Linked DNA regions of Homo sapiens: region 2 is linked to region 1. A link is a contact called in ENCODE Hi-C or POLR2A ChIA-PET data. All regions are on one chromosome and are shown on one strand. Each heading gives the region's core, a stretch centred on a gene start or an enhancer-like site at or near the end of the contact. The rest is flanking DNA. Distances are from core to core; before and after follow the strand shown.

Region 1 (3,018 bases), core at 214-2,713:
AAATGATAATTCAGCTAAAATTGATTTATTGAAATGTAAGAAAAACACTTGGCCTTCCAAAATGCTTTCCTGTTGTTTTGAGGACGGGGAAAACACAAAATCTTGCTCATTAGCTTTGAAATTAAAAAGTCACAAGAAGGTAGAAAAGGATATCCTAGTATCCCGTAATAGGTATTTCGTAGCACTTAGCATCTCCACTCTATAATAAAATGCTGAGTTGACAGTCTCTGACTTGAATATGCATCAGTCTTCCCTTTAATAATCTCCCTCCACTCTTTTGCCTACTTGGGCAGCACATAAAATTTCTGGACCGCTTGTAGATTAAGAAAACCCTTGTCTAGGTCAAAGGGCAACTCATACACTCAACTAAGAAACCCGTGTGCTCTATGGAAATGTTTCTACCAAATATTTTCTTTTCCCAGCAATTACTCGAGACTACCTTGGTCCTAGCTCCCTTAGCTTGAAAGTTCCAAAGATAATGGCTTGCACTCTGAGTATTAAGGATGCACTGTACTGGCTGATATTCTGGTATCCAGCGGTAACGTTACTCCGGCCCTTGCTTTCGTGTTTCAGGTATATATTCCCTCTGCGGAACTCAGTCCAGCATTGCTAGCTGACAAGCAATACACAATTAAGTCTTTATGGACCAAAATAATTGTGATTTCAGCTCAAGATACATTTTATAAGAACATGGGTCCCTAAAAACAGCAGTTAACAGTGACCCCCAAAATTCGAGACCCGACTCCGAGAATTTCACATGGATTCCTGAATATGCTCTTCCGAGAAATGTTTCATCTTTATTCTAAACAGAAAGCACTATGCCAAGACAGGAGCCAGCTGGGCCTTGGGGGACGGGCACTGGTCTTGGATCAAGAATGAGGCCGCCTTCCCGAGGGCGGGCGCGCCCCCAGGATCCCCCCGGGCTCGGGCACTGCCGCCCCGGGACAGTGACCCGCCCAGCCGAGCACCCTCGCCCTGCTTGCCGCGACCCCGCGGGGTCACTGAAGGGCCGAGGCGCCGCTCTCGCTTCGCTGGCCCCTCACCTTCCACACCTCCCTGCGAGGACCGACTCCGCGGCCGCCTTGGAGAGCTCTGGCCGCGGGCGCCTCACCCGTCGGGGGCCGCCCGCGAAGCGCAGATTACAGGGCGCCCCACAATCAGCAAGGGGAGGCTGCTCCGAAGCTGAGAGCACAGCTCAACCGGCCGCCGGCGCCGCGCCGAGCTCGCTCCCGCGCGGGCCCCAGAGCGCAGACCCGCGAGCGGGGCGCGCGCCCGCCGCCTCCTCCCCGCCCGGCCCCTTCCCCCACGGCGCAGTCCTGCAAGGACTGGGGGCGCAGCGCAGGGCTCCCTGTTACCTGCAGGAAGGCGGCGGGGGAGGAGGCCGAGGGTCTTGGCTCTGGTACCCTGTTGGCCCCCCTGTTGACACCAACCACCCCTGCCTGCCTGTAAGGCTGTGGCCACTACACCCACAATCTTCTGGGGGCCGGGTTTCTCCTACACCATAGAGACGGGTCCGGAAACGGGACAGAAGGCCCACCTTCCTCCCTCCGACGCCACCAATGAGGCCAACTAACCAGGAACCGAGGTAGAGAGGCCGCACAGCTGAGTCTCAGGCCGGTGCCATCTTAAGTGTGGGCGCCGCGACGATACCGAGTTTCACTCACTGCCCCAGTGGTCTAGTTAGTCCACGAAGATGCCCCCTTTCTAGATGTGTTGGTCGAATGCTTAAGTTTGTCTTGACTTGAATTTTTAGGCTTTTAACAGCACAGTTTTAATTTCATTTCCGCCCAAATCCAAAATGGCTGCTGGCCACTTGTAGCAAACAGTAGAGGTGCAGGGCGGAGAAAAGGAGTACGGGAATTAGCGAGGACTTTCAGGAGAGTGACGTCACTCAACCTGTAGCTTTGATTGGCTGGGCTGCGAGGGTGGAGTCGTGCAGAGCCGCTGCTGGCGGAGGTCGTGGTGATCTCGCTTGATCTTTGAGAGGGAAGGTCCTGAATCACATTTCATTTAGCAAAAAGTAATATTTGAAAATTTTAATATTAATGCAGTAGTTTTGCCCCCCTCCATGCTTTCTGCAGTGTCAGTTACCTGTGGTCAAACCTTGGTTCAGAAATGTTAAATGGAAAACTCCAGAAATAAACAATTCTTAAGTTTCAAACCGCCTGTATTCTGAGTAGCCCGATTAAATCTCGGGCCATCCACTCTGTCCCACCCTTGACGCGAATCATCTGTCGCAGGTAGCCGCGCTGTGTACAGTATCCACTCATTACCCACTCAGTAGCTGCTTTGGTTAACAGATGCACCCGTAGTATAGCAGAGATAATGAGAGATACCACCTGCTTATGTTCAGGTAACCCTTATTTTACTTAATAATGGCCGCAAAGCACAGGAATTGTGCTGACAATTTGGATATGCCGAGGAGAAGCTGTAAAGTGCTTCCTTTAAATGAAAAGGTGAAAGCTCTGGACTTAATAAGGAAAGAAAAAGAGTCATATGCTGAGGTTGCCAAAATCTATGATAAGAACAAATTATCCATGAAATTGTGAAGAAGGAAAAAGATTCGTGCTAGTTAACTAAGCACCTATCATGCACTGTGGCTGTAACTTTTGTAGTTTGAGGTGCAACAGCAAAAGACGGAAAAGGCATTACATTTGTGGGTGGGAGACATGAACAGAAAACGTATTTCAGCTGACCGCAGTAAGTTTTGCCAGAAAGTGTTGAGCCTATAGGAAGACTTAAGAAAGGGATCCCCTGAAATTAGGCACACCAAGCTATTTACTGCAAGTAAGGGATGGCTACACAGATTCAGGAATAGGTTTGGACTGAAAAACATAAAAATAACTGGAGAGGCCACATCTGCTGATGAAGAAGCTGCCACATGTCTGGCAGAGTTGAAGACATTGGTTAAGGAGAAAGGCTTCCAGGAGATTGATGGATAAGTTAGGAAAATCATTCAGGTAGCAATGAAACTGCCTTTGCAAAATTATGACTAAGGCAGTTAAAGAGATCCAATTT
Region 2 (3,183 bases), core at 621-3,120, 5.1 Mb after region 1:
GAAAGTTAGAGACATTCCTGCATATGTTCTTTCTCAAATTCCTTCAGTTCAAAGTATTCAATATGTCTAGGTGCCATATTTTTGGGTAGCATGTCCCAAACCCCGTCAGGTGGTAGAAGCAGAGGTTGTGAGAACTCGTTAAATTCGCTACATATTTTGAAGATTAAGCCAGTAAGGCTTGTTATATAAGATGTAAGGCCTGAGATAGAAGACTCAGGTATGAGTCCTTAGCCTGAGCAATTAAGAGAACGAGGTAACTGTTCACTGCATTAGGTCCATGGGATATTTGTTTTTATTTAATTATGTACTTAATAATTCCAGGCTATTGGTTGGACACTTAAAAAAATTTATACGATAAAATACACAGCTCTTAGGAGTTCATCCCATGAACTTTGACAATTCTATGTATCGGTGTAATATTTCCATTACCTGGGCAAATTCCCCTTCGCCGGGCCTTAAGCATAATCTACAGAAAAAACTACGTACATAAATATACGTTTACAACTCAATGAGATTTCTAAAGTGAACCCACCTATCTATAATCAGTGTCCAAATCAAGAAACATTACCTGAACCTCAAAAGCCCCCTGGTGGCTCTTTCATGTCATTGTCCTCCCCACTATGCTCATTAACACCATGGGCTAGTTTTTAAATGGAACCACGCAATATGAACTCTTCCATGTCTGGCTTCTTTCCCTCAACTTCATTTTTTTGTGTGAAATTCACGCATGTTGCGTTTCGGTAATTTATTTTTGTACTGTACTTCCGATTCTTTACTACAGATAATGGTCAGCCTCCATTCCGCTAACAGCTTTTTTTCCTCTCCGAGTTGCTGATTCTAATTGCTGCCTTGGACGATCTATAAAGCTGAGTGCGCGCTATGTGACCTCTCAGGGGTCGCTGCCTTGGACGATCTGTAAAGCTGAGTGCGCGCTATGTGACCTCTCAGGGGTTGTTTCCAACCGTGTTGTTGACATCTTGAGCCTGCCAAGGACTAGAATAATCTGAAAACTAGGCTTCTCTGGGGGTCTCACTGAGTGACAGGGTTAGAACCAGAAGAGAACATCGTCTCCAGAAGACATTTCACCATTTTCTTTGATGGTAAACAGGCTCACTTATACCGAATCCAAACCCAGGCGAGAACTACGGACTCTTGAAATGGTCGGTGAAAGGGGCGAAAGCACCAGGAAATCGTGCTTCAACAGTCCATGACTGAAAGGAGGGCCTGAAACTGTGGCCATAGGCGGGCCCTTTTGTTAGGGCCTTGACCTGGGCTTCCGCTACAGGGCCCGGTCACGAGGCCAACGTAGCTCCACCTCCTACGGCGGCCAGTGATGACGCCACCACGTCGGAACTGTTAGACCGCGGTGACGTCTCCACCGCGCCAAACTCACTGAAAATCAAACCGCTACCATTAGGAGCCCTCCACGCTTAACATATCCGTTCTTTCTCGTTTGAAAGTAACCAGGCTGCTCCTCCCCATTTTTCGCCTTCTTCTCGCGGAGGCTGAGAGACTAACCTTACACAACATGGCGGCCTGGTGTGTCTGGTGTCCTAGAGCGGACGAAAGCAGGTGACTCTCTAGTCAACTTCCGACTTGGACTCCGAAGATCGGTACGTTATTTCCGGGGCTGGGTTAACGCAGCGGTTCCGAGCTGCGACTGCGCAGCGTGGCCCAGCGCGGTCAAATTATAATACATAAAAGTTGTCAGGGCGGAGAGCAAGACATTACTCTTCTCGGATTGCCGGTTCGCTCGCGAGACTTGAGCGTTGCTAGGAGATTCGGCAGGCGGGCGGAGCCAGACTCGGCGGGGCGGGGAGGGGTGGGGCTAGGCTCGGCGAGGCGAGGAAGGGTGGGTGGAGCCAGGCTTGGCGGGCTGTGCGTGCTCGCGGTGGGCGGTGGCGGCGGCTGCCTCGCGAAGGTTCGAGATCCGTCGCGTGCGGGAGGCGGGCCGCGATCTTGCGCAGGGTCGGTGTGGGCGCAGGCTGCAGCGCCGCGACTCGTGCGGGTAGGCGTCTGCGCTCGGTTTGAGGGCTCGGCGCGGGGTTTCCTGTTCCTCCTTCTGCGCGGCTGCAGCTCGGGACTTCGGCCTGACCCAGCCCCCATGGCTTCAGAAGAGGTAAGTGGTCCGGCCCCATATTCCTTATGCCCCCCGGCTGGAGCTGCAGCGCCAGCCTCCCGCCCTACCGCCGTTTCCGTGGGCTGAGCCGCCCTGCGGCCACCCGGTCCCGCGCCAGTCAGTGCGCCGCCTTCCCGGGGGACACCTCACTCGCCCCTTGCTGCGCCGTCGGCTCCCCAGCGCTTCCACTCGACCTCGCACCCCACTCGCCTGCTGGGCTCGAGCGGGGGTGTGCGGCGATTATCCGTGCAGGCGGTGCGGGGAGTGGGTCTGGGAGAGCGGCCCTTTGCGCGTGTTCCTCAGGCCCTTTCTGCCCTGGTTTCCCAGCCAGTGGACAGGAAGCTTCATTCAAGCAAAGCTGGGTGCAAACATGAGTGTCGTTCTTGGTAGAGGGCGGTTGGAAGGTGAGTTCTCAGTGCTAGCACTTGAATTCTCCTAGTCAGGTTTTCTCTACACACGAGGAGCTGTGTTACTCTGGGCAAGTTGTTTAGCTTCTCTGTGTCGCAGTAGCATCCATTTCATAGGGTTGTTAAAAAATATGATTTCTAGGTGTTTAAGTCAGTGATTGGCAAACAGCAATCTGCTGTATGTGATTTTTAAAATAAATAACTTGGAAAGTTAGTTGTAATTAATAGTAAGAAAGCGAATGGCCTGTGTTAAAGCTCTGTAAACTCTGAACGTTGGAGAATTAAATTTTGTGGAGACTTAGTTTGCTCAGTTAGAAAATGGGAATGATAGTACTTGTATTGCTCATTTCCTGGCGTAAGTGGGAGGTGAAGACGGGACAGTTATTCACAGTTAAGTGTTGGGTGTGTATTAACTAGATTTGCTTTATGAAAACAAGTACTGGGGAGTCCCAAGCTTTTGTTTTGTTTTGTTTTTGTTTTTTAAACTCAAAATCTTTTCTTTAAATGAAGAAAAACTATGAGGTTTGTGTGTTCCAGTATTAATCTGGGTATCTTGTGACAAGTCTTTTAAGGTAGGTCTTGGGTACTATGTGCCCCTAGGAGATAACTTCACAGTCTTGCAGGTGGATAGCTCAGTGTTAGTCCTCTTGAAAGTAG

Evidence for each region. A loop is a pair of places that touch in the nucleus more often than their neighbours do. ChIA-PET counts read pairs that join two places held with the same protein, here RNA polymerase II (POLR2A). Pooled maps may share reads with other maps.
Region 2: a loop to region 1 is called in a map of B cell, with 27 times the contacts of the local background. The contact joins the promoter of CACYBP here to the promoter of SCYL3 in region 1. A Hi-C loop is called at or near these places in 3 of 168 maps with a recorded cell type or tissue (B cell, CD4-positive, alpha-beta memory T cell and naive thymus-derived CD4-positive, alpha-beta T cell) and 11 of 50 pooled maps. POLR2A ChIA-PET finds 5 or more read pairs at or near these places in 2 of 52 experiments (BJ and CD4-positive, alpha-beta T cell).

Annotation. Positions count from the first base shown.
Region 1 is chr1:169,892,433-169,895,450 of GRCh38, forward strand. SCYL3 (SCY1 like pseudokinase 3) reads right to left here and starts at 1,464. Exons shown (of 13, transcript NM_020423.7): 1 at 1,356-1,464. RefSeq lists enhancers at 632-1,219, 1,220-1,807, 1,482-1,891 and silencers at 902-961, 1,202-1,281.
Region 2 is chr1:174,998,077-175,001,259 of GRCh38, forward strand. CACYBP (calcyclin binding protein) reads left to right here and starts at 1,871. Exons shown (of 6, transcript NM_014412.3): 1 at 1,871-2,119. The coding sequence starts at 2,105. It overlaps LOC105371622 (a long non-coding RNA gene), which reads right to left and starts at 1,570. Exons shown (of 2, transcript NR_188647.1): 1 at 1,519-1,570. RefSeq lists enhancers at 992-1,201, 1,144-1,680, 1,232-1,741 and a silencer at 1,772-1,891.